Regions from separate parts of the Homo sapiens genome. Here region 2 is linked to region 1. A link is a loop called in an ENCODE intact Hi-C map of the cell type or tissue named here. Cell type or tissue: heart right ventricle. All regions are shown on one strand.

Region 1 (8,000 bases):
CTCAGCCTCCTGAATAGCTGAGATTACAGCCATATGCCACCACACCCGGCTAATTTTTAAATTTTTTGTAGAGATGAGATTTCACTATGTTGCCTAGGCTGGTCTCAAACTCCTGGGCTCAAGCCATCCTCCTGCCTCAGCCTCCCGAAGTGCTAGGATTACAGATGTGAGCCACTGCGCCTGGCCCAGGATTGCCTGCCTTGAGGGGTGGTTGAGATGTGGTGAGGATCACGTGAGAGGATGCAGGAAAAGGACTTTACACAGAGGGAGTTCAGGAGAGGATACCCATTGCTATCACTTATTATTAGGTTAAAATAATAATTGAAACTGCTATTAGTTTAAGTTAACAAGAATAGTCCCAGCCCTTAAGAACTGAAAAGCTCTGTGCAGTTCACAGTTCTCTTCCTGGAAAGAAGTTCATCGCACTATGGGTCTGTAGACCCTGCTGACCATGTTGTTAGAGAAAAAAGGCATCAGCAAGGAGGCACTTCCTGCCTTGCGTCCAATTGTCAGAGGGGCCTCTGGCAAGGGAGGCTGCCTAATTATCCTGCCAAGCAGTCATTTAAGCCCAGTCATAAAGAATGCTGACTTCATTTGTTTTCTTCCTCTGTGGCTCCTAGGGGAAGGCCCAGAGCTGGCAGAGGCAGAGGGGGACTGTTGATGGGAAATGTCTCTGTGGGCTGTTTCCCTAGTGTTTGCCAGGCCCTCCTCACCACCTCTGGGTATTTCTGGGTCCCTGCAGTTTTCTGCTCTGCTACTGGGGCCTGGCCCATGCCTTGTGGATAGCAGAGCCAGCCCCTTCCTGAAGTCCCCTGAGGATTATTTTTGGTTCAAAGGATGGAGTCAGGAGTCTCTAGGGTAGGCCTGGTCCCTGACTCATCTCTCTCTCTCTTTCCCCTGCCCTGCCCCAGGGAGCACCCCATCTTCTTCATGTTTATCCAGATCGCTGTCATCGCCATCTTTAAGTCCTACCCGACAGTGGGGGACGTGGCGCTCTACATGGCCTTCTTCCCCGTGTGGAACCATCTCTACAGATGTGAGTACTCCCGCCTCTGCCACAGATTTGTGTCAGCCTGGGCCTGGATGAGACTGCTGCAGGGAAAAGGAATTCATAGGCATTTACCAGGCACCTGTTATGCTGGCAGCACTAGGAGGGGAGCAGAGGCATGAAGCACAATATCTGCTTCCAGGTGCCGCGGACTTGTGATGATAAAAATAATTGCCATTTATTGAGCACTTACTGTGTACCTGGCCACTGTGGCTCTCACAGTGTTACATGCATTAATTAGCTCATTTGATCTTCACACCAGCCTTTGAGGTAAGTATCCACGTTTTGCAGATGAGAAAACTGAGGTACAGAAAGGTAGAGCCACTCATTCAAAGTCACGTGACTTCTAATTAGAAGAGCCGGGATTGGAATCCAGATCTGTGAACCCCTACCCAGTGCTGTCCAGCAGGGCTTTATGATGATGAAAAAGTCCTCTGTCTGCACAGTTCAATAGGGTAACTAGCCACTTGTGTGCCTGAGAACCTGAATTTTTAATTTAAATTTCAGAAGCCACATGTAGCTAGGCTACCATACTAGACAGCAGAACTCTATGCCCTGGGCTTTGAACCATTCCCCAGCGCTGCACCCAAAGGTTACTAGAAGGCAGAGGGGCAAAGTTAGACTTCCCTGCCCACTGTGACAACCCCTCTAAGCTCTAACCATCCCCTCTTCAGAGGTGGCTTAGTGGTGACCTATCTGTGCTGCCTAGGCCCCCAGTGCTCTTAGCCCTCTATGGTGGGTTCTTTTCATTGTTTGGGGGCTCCGTCAGGGTAGATATCACAACTCATTCACCTTTGTGTCCCCAGCACTCAGGACTGAAGCTGACACATAGAAGACCTTGCAAACATTTGTGGAGCGGGTTTTTAAACCTCCCCAATAAAGAGGCAGTGTCAGTGGCCCAGCACCACCTGATTCTCTAAACGAGGCATGGAAGGGAGCTGTTGAACTTTCCTTGCCTGCTGTGGGTGTCCAGCAAGGTGTCAAGAATGAACTAGGGAGTGCAGGCTTCAGAGGAAGTGAATCTTTGTTGTTGTTTTGGGTGTCAACCAGGAAGTGAAACTGACTAGCTGTGGGAAGCAGCCTACCTATAGGAGTGTGCCTCTGAGTGAAGGTAAACAGTGGTGTGGGCAGCTGAGCCAGGGCTACGCCTGCAGGTGATGGCCTAGTGGGGCTGTGACCCATCTGGCCTGACTGGGAGGAGGAAGCAGTGTCTTCTGTGGTGACATCCTCTCTGCACAGACAAGAGTCACCCAGTCCAGCAGGTTGAGAGTCAGCTTGGGGCCCCTCGGCAGAGTGGCCAGTGACAAACCATGAGACCACCAAAACATGGACATGCCTCAGTTTGTGATAGTGGATTTCAAGAATGTAGAATGGATTTTTGTGGTTGCCCATCCCACACTGGGCACTCTTTCTCTCTCAGTGACTGTCTTTCATCCCATTTGCTGAGCAGTCTGGAGAGTCACTTGACTCCGATTCCTGGCATTGCCATTACGAGCCCCATGTGTTCTTAGGCACATCATTTAACCTTTCTGAGCATCTGATTTTTCCATTAATCAAATAAAGAAAATAACTCATGAGTGTGTTAAGTTTGAGAAAGAATATCTGTAAATAGCACTGCAGTTAGTATCGTGAGTAATAATTATGCAGGGGAGTCTCTCACATAGTTCCGTGATCAGAGCTTCGGGCTTGGTAGCCAGAGTCATCAGAATAAACATATTTTTCAAGACGAATAAACTATTTTATGCCCTCTGGGGTGAGGAGGCACAAAGAAGAAGGATGGGGTTTCCAGAAACCTGAATGATCTAATAGTTGCTTTTGCTGGCTGGCAGGGCACATAGTCTGCAGGTTCAGGTTGTCTGAAGATCCTGCAGAGAACAGTAGCTGTCCACCTTTGCTTCACTGCTCCTGCAGCAGGGAGTACACGTGCTTGGAGAACCTGCTTGGGGCTTGACAACTGTGAATCATTATTAGCTGGGAGCAGCATCAGCCCTGGTCCTTAGGACCTATGAGTGGGATGTATGTGTTGAGACGTGTTTAAGCCTACGTTGAATATATTTAATGTGGCTAGGAATTCCATTTAAACATTAGCTGTCAGCGCTAACATGCATGCTCCCACATTCACCTTTCTGTTTTCCTGTGCAGTGGAGAGGAGAAAAGGAACGTGGCCCCTCCCTGAGTGTAGGTCCCAGACGCTGGACTCTCTGGAGCTTGGATGAGTCATACAGACGCACAATTGTGGTGTTAGGGAACAGCCTGCTGGCAGAACCCATGCCAGCCTGCATGGTACAGCAGAAGGAGCCAGTTACCAAAGGGCTGGATTTGTGTGTGTGTTTGTTTTGTTTTTATTACTATTGTATAGCGATAAAAGAATGTTGATAGATATACATATAAAGAATCATGATAAAATATATTCCCACGTGTTTTGGCACCTCGTTTAAGAAAGGGAATATCACCATGGCCTTTGAAGTCCCCAAATCCCCCCTGTTCCCCTTCTGATTGGACTGGATTTTTCAGGTGAGATTTTCTTTCCGAATGCCTGAGGCTCTGAAGGGAAAGTGGCTTGCCTGAAGTTCCAGTTCATCAATCATGGTGCCAGAGATTGGATAAGCCACCCAGTGAATGTGGTGGGGAACCTGATTCCATCTGGCCTCGCAAGTCTGATGAAGGGTGAAGCCTTTCACCTTGTTAGGCCCTGGTCACCTCTGACGCTTTCTGATGCCTGGAACAAGCTGTCCCGTACCCCAGGTCTCCAGCTCCATCTGCTCTGGCATATATAGCTTTAATCTTCTGGCCTGTCAGCCAGCAAGAGTGAATAGCAGCTCCCCATTCCTGCAGAGGTCACCACAGGCCAGAAGCCAACTGCATGCTGGTGATGGTTCTCTAGCCGCATGGGAATGTATCTTTGCAGCCCTTCGAGATAGCACCCAGAGGCTGCCAGTGAGCTTCTCTCGTCTCTTTGCACTTGGTTTCCTTCCTGTCACCCTGTCTGAAATCTGTGTCCCTGGCTGGAGGCACAGAACAAGAACCACCTGGTCTGGCAGGCTGCAAACATTTTATTTTGGGAATAGTCTGTATTCTTTTCAGCAAAATAATTTCCAGGGGATCAGAAAGAACCACTGAGAAATGTACATAGTGATGTTGGGTTAGAGGAGTGGGAAGCATTTGTTCTCCTTCTTGAGGTAGTAACATGGTTTAATAATAATAGTAATTCTCAGTGAAAACGTCCCTTTGCAAGACTCCTTGTTCCTGGGAGGTCTCAGGAGGCTTGAGTCAGGGTTTTGGCCTCTCATCTTTGAAAACCCAGAATTGAGAAACTTCAGATTAGAAAAGAGGATCTTGCAAGCCCTCCAGGCCAGTGTCCAAATTGTGGGATTTCTTAGACCACTAATGTTTCAATAAACTCGGGTGACAGATTGCCAGCTTTTTATTTTGCTGAAGACATTAAAACAATCAACTACCAGCCATTCTTCCCCATGTTATAAAATGAAGGACTTTTTAATGACAACAACAAAATGATACCTATCATTTCTCAATAAAGAATGAACTGTAACTTGAAAACATTCAGCTTTACAAAGAACTGTGAACTACCGTGTCCTGATTATTCTCCTTTTGACACAGTTGGGTGGCATCTCTGTTGCAGACTGTAAGGGGCTGCAGCTGTAATCCAGTGGTTCGCAGCCTCGACTGCATATTGGAATTACCTGGGAAGCTTTTAAAACCTCATATGGATGCCTGAACCCCACCCTAGAGACTTTGACTAGTCTGAGGGCTCTCCGTGTGATTTCATTTTGTTTTGTTTGTTTGTTTGTTTGTTTGTTTTGAGACAGAGTCTTGCTCTGTTGCTCAGGCTGGAGTGCAGTGGTGCAATCTCGGCTCACTGCAACCTCTGCCTCTCCACTTCCAGCAATTCTCGTGCCTCAGCCTCCTGAGTAGCTGGGATTATAGGCACCCGCCACCATGCCTGGCTAATTTTTGTATTTTTAGTAGAGACGGGTTTTTGCCACGTTGGCCAGGCTGGTTTCGAACTCTTGACCTCAGGTGATCTACCTGCCTCAGCCTCCCAAAGTGCTGGGATTACAGGCGTGAGCCACCATACCCGGCCGTGATTTTGTTTTGTAGCGGGAGTTGAGAATCATCTGTATCATCTAGGCCCCTTGCAATGCATGAGCCCCCAGTATAGCATCTCTACTAAGTTGTACAACTAATATAAATGGCCTAAATGTTTGGGAGTTTCTCCACCCTTTAAGTCTCTCAAAACTGTCACTTGGGAGAAGGGATTTCCTGAAGGTCAGTATCAGAGAAGAGAAGGGAACTTCCATTCATTAAGTGTCTGCTGGGAACCAGGCACAGTGCTAAGTTCTTTTTAAAAAGGTATTCTTTTAATTATTTTAAATGATATTTATTAGTTTTTAAAAATATGATAAAGATAAAGAAAAGTAACAGACAATCCTCCTGTGTGATAACCCCTAGAGAGTTAAAACGGGGGAAAAAGTACAGTGTGGTAGGCAGGGTAGTAGCCCTCCCCTCACAAAGATGTCCACGTTGTAATCCCCAGAACCTGTGAAGACATCGCCTTACATGGCAAAGGGACTTTAAGACCTTGGGAGGGGAGATTATCCTGGACAATCCAGGTGGCCCCAGTGTAATCACAAGTGTCCCTCAAAGTGGAAGAGGTGGAGGTGGGGGGAATATGGGAAATCTTCTGCCCAATTTTGCTGTGAAACTAAAACTTCCCTAAAAAATAAAGTCCACTGGGCTTCTTTGTGCATGCCTGTAGTTCCAGCTACTCAGGAGGCTGAGACAGGAGGATCCCTGGAGCCCAGGAATTCGAGGCTTCAGTGAGATATGATCCAGCCACTCCACTCCAGCTTGGGCAATGTAGTGAGATTCCATCTCAAAATAAATAGTCTATTTTAAAAAAAAGATGGAAGAGGGAGGCAGAAGAGAAGGTCTGAGTGATGCAATGTGAGAAGGCCTCAATCCACCATTGCTGGATTTGCAGCTGGAAGGGGGTCATGAACCAAGGAATGCAGGGGGCCTCTGGGTGCTGGAAAAGGCAAGCAAGGGGTTCTCCTCTAGAGATTTTAGCCTGTGAGACCCATTTTGGAACTTCTGACCTCCAGAACTGTTTAATAATAAAGAATATTATTTAAATCACTAAGTTTGTGGGAATTTGCTATAGTAGCAATGGAAAACTAATGTAGCCAGTGATATATCTGTGTCATTTTTTCACATGTCATCTTGTTTACCAAATGAAGTGTGCATTTTAGCCCCATTTTATTTTTATTTTTAAACATTTTTTATTTTTAAATTTTAAAATTTTTTTAGAGATGGGCTCTCACTATGTTGCCCAGGCTGGTCTTGAACTCCTGGGCTCAAGCAATCTTCCTACCTCAGCCTCCCAAAGTGCTGGGATTACAGGCATGATCCACCATGCCCACCCTAATTTTTAATTTTTATAAGTACATACTAGGTGTGTAGCCTCAGTTTACAGATGAGGAAGCTGAGGTCTAGAGAAACTTGCTAATAAATGCAGAGCAGGATTTTAACCAAGGTCTGTACCCGGCTGCCATGCTACACTCCTGTTTGGCTGAAGCCAGCCAGCCTGTCTGCCTCTGGATCACCCTTGAGTAGCAGGTCCTTCCTGAGACCTCAGGGAGAGCTTTCTTCCTGGTGGGATTCGGCATTCCCTTAGAGGCAAGGAGTGAGAGACGGTGTCAAAAAGAGGTCCTTTATCATCTAAGGGAGAGTTGGGAATGTTTGAAGAGCGAGGCAGGGGTCCTAAGACACCAGTTAAGGAGAATGGAAAACGTGTTCCTAAGACCCAGGACTGTGGCACCATGGAGACCCACAGTGGGGCTCTAATCGTCACGGTTCATGCTGGGGTTCCCACCCATAATCCCACATGGCCAGATGGCACCCTGCTTGGGGAGAGGGATACTCTTGGACCCTCCAAGATTAGGAGGTGAGGGGAATATCTTCCTGAAATGCCCTGTTTGGTGCCCCGAGGCACTCATGGCATTTCTAACTATAGCTGGTCTTCAGCCAGCCAAGCCCACAGTGGGAGGAAATAATCGAAATCCAGGAGCTACCACCAGCTGTGGGCATGGGGAGCCATTGACTGAGGAGTCTGGGGTTTGCTTCTTGGCACCCCAGTACCTCTGGGGGTGCTCTGCCTTTGAGCTACATGATGCTCACCTTGGGCCTCTCCATTCAGGGGGGCCATTGCAGCAGGGAAAGCATGCCAGAGAGAGCGTGTCAGGCTAACTGTAACCCTCTGTCTTTGCAGTCCTGAGAAACATCTTTGTCCTCACCTGCATCATCATCGTCTGTTCCCTGCTCTTCCCTGTCCTGTGGCACCTCTGGATTTATGCAGGAAGTGCCAACTCTAATTTCTTTTATGCCATCACACTGACCTTCAACGTTGGGCAGGTAAGAGGGACAGCATGGGGGTCAGCTTGGGGACAGGAATTCATTTTGCAGCCTCAAGCATTCAACGATGGCCTTGGATTCTGCATACCGGGGGGTGCAGACGTGAAGGAGGCACAGTTACTCCCCTCAAGTAGCTCCCAGTCAGTGAGGACGGGGAAGTAAGAGCAGTGTAAGGCTGAACCTGGCAGATATGTATTGGGCACCACACTGAACCATAGCCATGCTGTATTCTCAGCAAGCCTAGGAGACAGGGCATGTTAGCCCTACTTTACAAATGAGGGACAGAGGCTTGCAGAGGTCCTCTCTTCTCGAAGGTCATTGGAGGAGCCAAGAACAAAATTCACATAAGGCTTGATTTCTGAGGCACCCCTTTCTGTAATGGTGCCTGTGGTTCCAGCACCCATAGGGAGTAGATAGAGTGAGGGGGAGAGGGCAAGGCAAGGGGAGGAGAGGCTCTGCGGACTCTCGGGACAGCAGGAACAAAGGCAGGCAGAGGAGAAGGGGGCCGGTCTGGCTGTTG
Region 2 (8,000 bases), 180 kb before region 1:
ATTAACATAGTTCTCCAGAATATGATTTGGTAAATACTGGTCTCCATGTTTTACACTTCGCTCTTAATGTCCACTACTGACCAAGCTCTTTTTAAGACAGAATTCATCATCTTGGTATGTTGCTTCATACATAGAAGGTATTCACAAGCATTTATTTTATCGAATAGTACCAGCAGATTTTGCTCTGTATATCCAGAATTACAAAGGCCACTTCTCTAAGATCTAGATTGCAGTAGGTTAATTATTGCTTTGTTGACTATCTTTAAACAGATGCAATGGATCCACTCCTCTCTGGGCTCCATATACAGCAGCAAAGTCATCCCTCAGGATCTTTAGCTCCCCCACATCACCCAATGCAGCCTGTCTCTGTGAACAGACAAATGAACCCAGCTAATTTTCCCCAGCTGCAGCAGCAGCAGCAACAACAACAACAGCAGCAGCAGCAGCAGCAGCAGCAACAACAGCAACAGCAGCAACAACAGTTGCAGGCAAGACCCCCACAGCAACATCAGCAGCAACAGCCACAGGGAATTCGACCCCAGTTTACTGCCCCAACTCAGGTGCCTGTTCCTCCAGGCTGGAACCAGCTGCCTTCTGGAGCCCTTCAACCTCCTCCAGCCCAGGGTTCTCTGGGCACAATGACTGCAAACCAAGGGTGGAAGAAGGCTCCCTTGCCCGGCCCAATGCAACAGCAACTCCAGGCAAGACCATCCTTAGCCACGGTACAGACGCCTTCCCACCCTCCCCCTCCATATCCCTTTGGCAGCCAGCAAGCCTCACAAGCCCACACAAACTTTCCTCAGATGAGCAACCCAGGCCAGTTCACAGCTCCTCAGATGAAGAGTTTGCAGGGAGGGCCCTCTAGGGTCCCAACTCCCTTGCAGCAGCCCCACCTCACCAACAAGTCTCCTGCCTCCTCACCCTCCTCCTTCCAGCAGGGATCCCCTGCATCCTCCCCAACGGTTAACCAAACTCAGCAGCAGATGGGACCAAGGCCACCTCAAAATAACCCACTTCCCCAGGGATTTCAGCAGCCTGTCAGCTCTCCGGGTCGGAATCCTATGGTTCAACAGGGAAATGTGCCACCTAACTTCATGGTGATGCAGCAGCAACCACCAAACCAGGGGCCACAGAGTTTACATCCAGGCCTAGGAGGTGAGGAACACTGTAGCTATTTGTGTTGGTAAATTTGCTGGAGCTAGATCTTAGTAGAACTTCAGTTTTTAGAGTTAATGGAGGGAGTGGAGTAAGGATATAATTATTTGGTTTTGTGGATATGGTGGTGACACTTGATATAACTTAAAGTTAACTTGATACGTTATGCAGCATCTTACTGGTTAAATTTAAGCTAGCTCTCTGGACTAAAATTCAGGTAAAATTCAATGTAGAGATGTTCATTTTGTTTTTCAAATTATTTTTGCTTGATCTTGTACTAGTAAATTAAAATGTCCAGAAGAAAAATGCATTTTGTTAACAATTTAAACTTCTCAGTTGCTGAAAAATTAAGATTATGCAATAGAGCAAAATAAAAAGAACAGGGTCTCATTGAAGAAAAGGCCCTTTTAGTTATCAATTTTGATAATCCTAGTTAATAAAATAGTAAGCATGGTACTTGTTAAGTTTGGTTAAAGTATTAAAGGGGAATAAGTTCAGAAATCATTGACTTTTATAGTTTTATAATGCCAATGCCTGCTCCTTAGAGAGGGAATTCCACCAGTTATACCTAAAGGAGATTTATTTATTTATTTTGTAAGGTGCCTCTTGTATGAAGAAAAAGCAATGGAGCTTAATGTGTGAGAGGTAAAACGATTACAGTAAAACTTATCCATCTCCATGTTTATTATTTATTCTTATTAATCATTGATCTAGTGCACATGAATGTGCTTGGAGCTTTTCAGTAAGGTATAGAGTATCAGTAATACTGTCATCTGATAAACATACTCCCCACCAAAAGACACCCATTGCCTACCCAGAAAAAACCCCTTGCATCTTTAGTGCAACATAGCAAAGGCATGTTCCCATGGTTTCTGATGAAGTTAAGTTGCTCATCAGCCTTTTACTCTCTTGTAATTAATTTTGCTGACATGCAGGCTCTAATATTTGAATTGTAAGAAGTTCTTAGAAAATGCAAGGATGTTTCAGCTCCAAATTTCACTGTTCTGGGTATCTACCCCAGATCAGTGGAAGCTGGGTAGTCCCTCCTGCAAATGTGATTACTGATTTAATTACAGTGGGAGCATGCAAATGGGACTTGTCACTGTTAAAGAAAGGACAAATGCATATTTGTCTACTAAGAGTTTTTCAGGACATTGAAAATTTGGCCCTTAAAAAAATAAATGGCCAGGCGCAGTGGCTCACGCCTGTAATCCCAGCACTTTGGGAGGCCAAGGCGGGCAGATAACCTGAGGTCAGGAGTTCGAGACCAGCCTGGCCAACATGGTGAAACCCCGTCTCTACTAAAAATACAAAAATTAGCTGGGTGTGGTGGTGCACACCTGTAATCCCAGCTACTTGGGAGGCTGAGGCAGGGAGGATTGCTTGAACCTGGGAGGAGGAGGTTGCAGTGCGCTGAGATTGCTCCACCACACTCCAGCCTGGGCAACAGAGCGAGACTCCATCTCAAAAAATAAAAATAAAAGTAAATAAATAAATGAATGAATGTAATAAATTTTTAAGTGAGTTTAGGTCTTGATGCTTTCATAGAGCAGATGATATGCTCACCTAGGTGATCTGGCCACATCAAGGCCTGTGTTGTAAATGATAAGTGGGTTCTGAGATTCTCCTTATTACAAGTTTTCTAAAATTAGCCCTTCCAAAAAGGAACTGATACTTGAGAAAGATTCCATTAGAGTATGGTTTTTGGTACCAAACCTGTCAGAATCACAGCAAACCTTATGAGGGGAAAGCATAATGATTTAATACAGCATCACTTTGAAGCTCCCATGAACTGTTTCTAATCTCCTGTCTCTTCCAAAGAGACAAGCGCAATAATGGGGGGAAATTTTCTGCAAAGGAGATTGCCATCAGTTTCCCTCAAAGGAAAAATAATCAATCTATCCTTAATATCAGGACCCATCTCTTTGTTTTATACTATTTCACATCAATTTGTTTGAAATGAGAGAATTTAGCATATTCCTTTGGTGCCTGTGTTAAAATAACTAAAGTTTTGGGGTCCATTGTTAATTACAGAGAAAAGTGAGCCCTCAAACCTTGCTGTGGCGTGGCCTCAGATCACATTTAGGGAGCAGATTGCCATCTTTTCCTTGGCATGTTCTAAGTGTAAGTTTTTTAGTATTTATTTTTCATTTTGACAATGCCTCATATAAGAGATTGTGTTGATTTTTTTAACCATCTTTCCCAACCTTATTATTAAAGATCCTACCAGTGTGACAGAGAGAGCTAAGCCAGTGGAGACTTCATGCAGCTCATCCTTCCTTATTCATTCCATATCTAAGCAAGAGTATAAATTTGCTAGGTAACTGCCTTACTCATTGTTTTCTATTAAGGAATGCCTAAACGCCTCCCACCTGGCTTCTCAGCAGGACAGGCCAATCCGAACTTTATGCAAGGTCAGGTGCCTTCGACCACAGCAACCACCCCTGGGAATTCAGGAGCCCCTCAGCTGCAAGCAAATCAAAATGTCCAGCATGCAGGTTTGTTTTCTGTGATTTGTTTAGCCAGCATTTATTGAGCATTGTGTCGTAGACTTGATAGACAACAGGAGTATACAGATAAGTAATAAGTCTTGGTCTCTCCCCTTAATTTCAAGCCCATAAATAATTATTCTTTCAGGGCAGTAACTTTTGTCAATATATCAAAAGTAGGTAAAATGTCACAGGAACTCAGAAACATCTAAGAGGAGATGGAACTTGAGTTAGAGCAGGAATCAGCAGTATTTTTTTTCTCTGAAGGGGCAGATAGTAAATATTCTTGGCTTTTCAGGTTATATAGTCTCTTGTTGGAGCTACTCAACTTTGTTATGATAGCACAGAAAGTAGCCATAGACAATACATAAACAAACAAGCATGGTAGCATTCCAAACACTTGTTTATTTACAGACCAGCAGAGGGCCATAGTTTGCTGACCCCTGAGTTAGAGCTTGCTCAGGTAGTAAAAGGCAAAAAGGCATTTCTGGCAAATGAAAACCACAGACACAAAGGCATGGAGGCATGTTTGGACAACTGCAACTTTTTAAATCTCTACGTGGTACATGTTAAGCTTTGTTTATGCTGAGTGTCTGAATTCTGGTTTACAGTGTGATATTTTTCAAACTTCATCAGTTCACGTTTACTACCAACAGTGTACTGCAAAAAGAAGAAATTTTGGAGAGGAAATAAGATACAGGGGAATGGCTAAAAAGTATTTGCAAAGCAGTAATGTATAAGCTCAAACTTCATGTTTCTGGTTGCTTAAGGACCACATGACTAATCCTCTTACCCTTTCTCATTGAAGCAGTTTGGACTGAGATAGTGCAACTAGTTTCTGAATTCCCATCCCTCCTGGAGTTAATTTAGTAATGTGACTCCAACTTTAATTGTAAATCACTAAGGAATGAGACAAAAATCTGACTTTTACAAAAAAAGTTCACACTATTTCTGGCAGGGTAACAGAAGGGTAGTGCAAACTGCTTGAATTTCTCTATCTGCTAATGCAAAACTGCATTCCTGAGTTATATGAATTCATGTTTGTTTTTTTTTTATTTTGTTTTGTTTTTTGAGACGGAGTCTTGCTCCGTCGCTCAAGCTGGAGTGCAGTGGCTCAATATCGGCTCACTGCAGCCTCCACCTCCCAGGTTCAAGCAATTCTCTGCCTCAGCCTCCTGAGTAGCTGGGATTACAGGTGCCCGCCACCATGCCTGGCTAATTTTTGTATTTTTAGTAGAGACGGGATTTGACCATGTTGGCCAGGCTGGTCTTTGAACTCCTGACCTCATGATCCACCTGCCTTGGCCTCCCAAAGTGCTGGGATTACAGGCATGAGCCACTGTACCCAGCAAATTCATGTTTTTTTATAGGAAGTTTTAAAACAGGCCAGGTGCGGTGGCTCACGCCTGTAATCCCAGCACTTTGAGAGGCCGAGGCAGGTGGATCACTTGAGATCATGAGTTTGAGACCATCCTGACCAACGTGGTAAAACCCTGTCTCTACTAAAAATACAAAAAACTAGCCGGGTGTGGTGGCGGACGCTTGTAATCCCAGCTACTTAAGAGGCTGAGGCGGGAGGATCACTTGAACCTGGGAGGCAGAGGTTGTTGCAGTGAGCTGAGATCACGCCACTGCACTCCAGCCTGGGCGACAGAGAGAGACTTCATCTCAAAAAAAAAAAAGTATGTTTTAAAACAATGACAAAGTCATTTCTCATTCTTGTACCCTATCACAGCTATTTTGTGTTTTTATATGGTACCTTCCACATGTACATGTTTTTTGTTTGTTTTCTTTGTGTGTGTTTTTTTTTTTTTTTGAGATGGAGTTTTTGCTCTTGTGCCCAAGCTGGAGTGCAGTGGCGCAGTCTCGGCTCACTGCGGCCTCTGCCTCCCAGGTTCAAGCGTTTTTCTGTTTCAGCTTCCCAAGTAGCTGGGATTACATGCCCTGCTATTTTTTTAATTTTTAGTAGAGATGGGGTGTCACCATGTTGGCCAGGCTGGTCTCGAACTCCTGACCTCAGGTGATCCACCCACCTTGGCCTTCTAAAGTGGTGGGATTACAGGCCTGAGCCACTGTGCCCGGCCCACGTGTACATGTTTTGGTTTCCCCATTTATCCTATCTAAAGTAGCTCTACTCTTATCTCTTACTTTCTCTTCTCTCACCCTACTTTCTCTTGTTAGCTTTTACTGCTTCCTGAAAAAATACTTGTCTGTTTGTTAGTTGTGTCTCTTGCCAGTTAGACTGTAGGCTCCAAGGATGCAGGGATTTGGTCTGTCTTGTTTATTGATGTTACCTCAGCACCAAAGTGCCTTCTATGTATCAGGTACTTAATGAATAATTGTCAGTTGAATGAATATACACAGTATATTTATTGTATACAAGCATATACAATGGTCATGGAGTTCCACTTTGAGTTTATAAGGCTGGTTTAGAAAATCTTCCTTAGAGTTCAGGAGAAGTCTGGATAGTGTGAACAAGGTAGTTTGCCCCCTGCCTTCATAGTTGGAGCATGGACTGGCTTCATAACTTCATTGTAGGGGATTTTCTAGTCCCCATTTAAAAGTGAAAAATAAGGCCAAGTGCGGTGGCTCAGCCTGTAATCCCAGCACTTTGGGAGGCCAAGGCGGGTGGATCACCTGAGGTCAGCAGTTCGAGACCAGCCTGACCAACATGCTGAAACCCTGTCTCTACTGAAAATACAAAAATTAGCCGGGTGTGTTGTTGTGCGCTTCTAGTTTCAGCTACTGGGGAGGCTGAGGCATGAAAATCACTTGAACCCAGGAGGTGGAGGTTGCAATGAGCCGAGGTTGCACCAGAGCCAGATTCTGTCTCAAAAACAAAACAACAAAAAAAGTGAAAAATAAAAGGGACAAAATTAACTACAAAGTTATTCAGTTAAACGGGGAGATAATGCAAGTAGCTATAGGAAAATCCCAAAGACCCAGTAAATAAATAAGCACTACAGCAAGGCGGGTAGCAACTTTTGTCTAAGTTAGAAATAGCTGAGAAGACTAAAACATGTGCCACATGATTCACCAGGGACTGCGCAGGAGAGGGTCACTGAGGTTTTATTATTCCTCTATTTGCAGCTTCCAGATGGGTCATCTAGTCAGTTGGCTCCCACCAGAGGCTCAGCTTCCAGATCAAGATTAACTGCTTTTTACCACATCAGGGCAGAGGACACCTGTCCTTGGTGTTATTTTCTTTGAAGTGCAGCATCCACATATCACACACATAGCTTTTGAGAGTCATTATTATTACAGTTTTCCAAGAAGCATTTTTAAATGTCTTCTCATGATTGTTGAGGTTTTCCTAAGAGGACACTTCACATTCTTTTTTTTTTTTTTTTTTTTGAGACGGAGTCTTGCTCTGTCGCCCAGGCTGGACTGCGGACTGCAGTGGCGCAATCTCGGCTCACTGCAAGCTCCGCTTCCCGGGTTCACGCCATTCTCCTGCCTCAGCCTCCCGAGTAGCTGGGACTACAGGCGCCTGCCACCGCGCCCGGCTAATTTTTTGTATTTTTAGTAGAGACGGGGTTTCACCTTGTTAGCCAGGATGGTCTCGATCTCCTGACCTCGTGATCCACCCGCCTCGGCCTCCCAAAGTGCTGGGATTACAGGCGTGAGCCACCGCGCCCGGCCGACACTTCACATTCTTATAGCAGAGTTATTTCAGTAGCCCATAGTGCTTTTTGAATTTAATTTAATTTAATTTTTTGAGACGGGGTTTCACTCTGTCACCAGGCTGGAGTGCAATGGCATGATCTTGGCTCACTTCAACCTCCACCTCCCAGGCTCAAGCAATCCGCCTGCCTCAGCCTCCCAAAGTGCTGGGATTACAGGCATGAACCACCCGAGCCTGGCCACTACAAGTCATTTTAAAACAGTGAGATGCTGCCTTTCTCATTATTTAATCTGAAAGAAAGTAAACTTTCTTGATCTTTGAAACGTTAAATCTTTAAGATACCATATGGGAATGTAGAAACTGTTTCTCCTTCTCTATTATATGGTCATTGGGAATGTAAGCAGTTATCCCACAGCCACATCTTTGTAGTTTAGAAAACTCACAGGAAGTATGTCAACAGCATATTTATGTTGGTCAGTGGATATAAGGGTGATGGATGTCTTTCTGAGTAATGTAACTTGAGTATCTTAATACCAATAAGATAAAAATATTTATTTCTGAAACTGTGACTTTTTTTTTTTTTAAGGTGGTCAAGGAGCTGGTCCTCCTCAAAACCAGATGCAGGTGTCCCACGGGCCGCCAAATATGATGCAGCCCAGCCTCATGGGAATTCATGGCAACATGAACAATCAGCAGGCTGGTACTTCTGGGGTTCCTCAAGTGAACCTCAG

What was found. Peaks named below come from ENCODE experiments on the same cell type or tissue, not always from the same donor. Only the 100,000 strongest peaks of a DNase experiment are listed, where the experiment ranks them.
Region 2: it touches region 1 in a loop (3-fold over the local background); 47 of 110 quality-filtered maps call a loop at or near these places.

What each region holds. Positions count from the first base shown.
Region 1 is chr20:34,574,584-34,582,583 of GRCh38, reverse strand. PIGU (phosphatidylinositol glycan anchor biosynthesis class U) reads left to right here. Exons shown (of 12, transcript NM_080476.5): 10 at 912-1,036; 11 at 7,338-7,480. Among named protein-coding and RNA genes, the nearest start is that of MAP1LC3A, 20 kb to the right of the region's middle. In heart right ventricle, a CTCF peak has its summit at 3,325; DNase peaks (open chromatin) are centred at 603, 3,273, 3,873, 4,333 and 2 weaker places; H3K27ac peaks cover 4,638 bases.
Region 2 is chr20:34,750,375-34,758,374 of GRCh38, reverse strand. It overlaps NCOA6 (nuclear receptor coactivator 6), which reads left to right. Exons shown (of 15, transcript NM_014071.5): 7 at 271-1,155; 8 at 3,507-3,653; 9 at 7,856-8,000. Among named protein-coding and RNA genes, the nearest start is that of TP53INP2, 50 kb to the right of the region's middle. In heart right ventricle, a CTCF peak has its summit at 4,056 (motif pointing right); no DNase peak of the experiment used is centred here.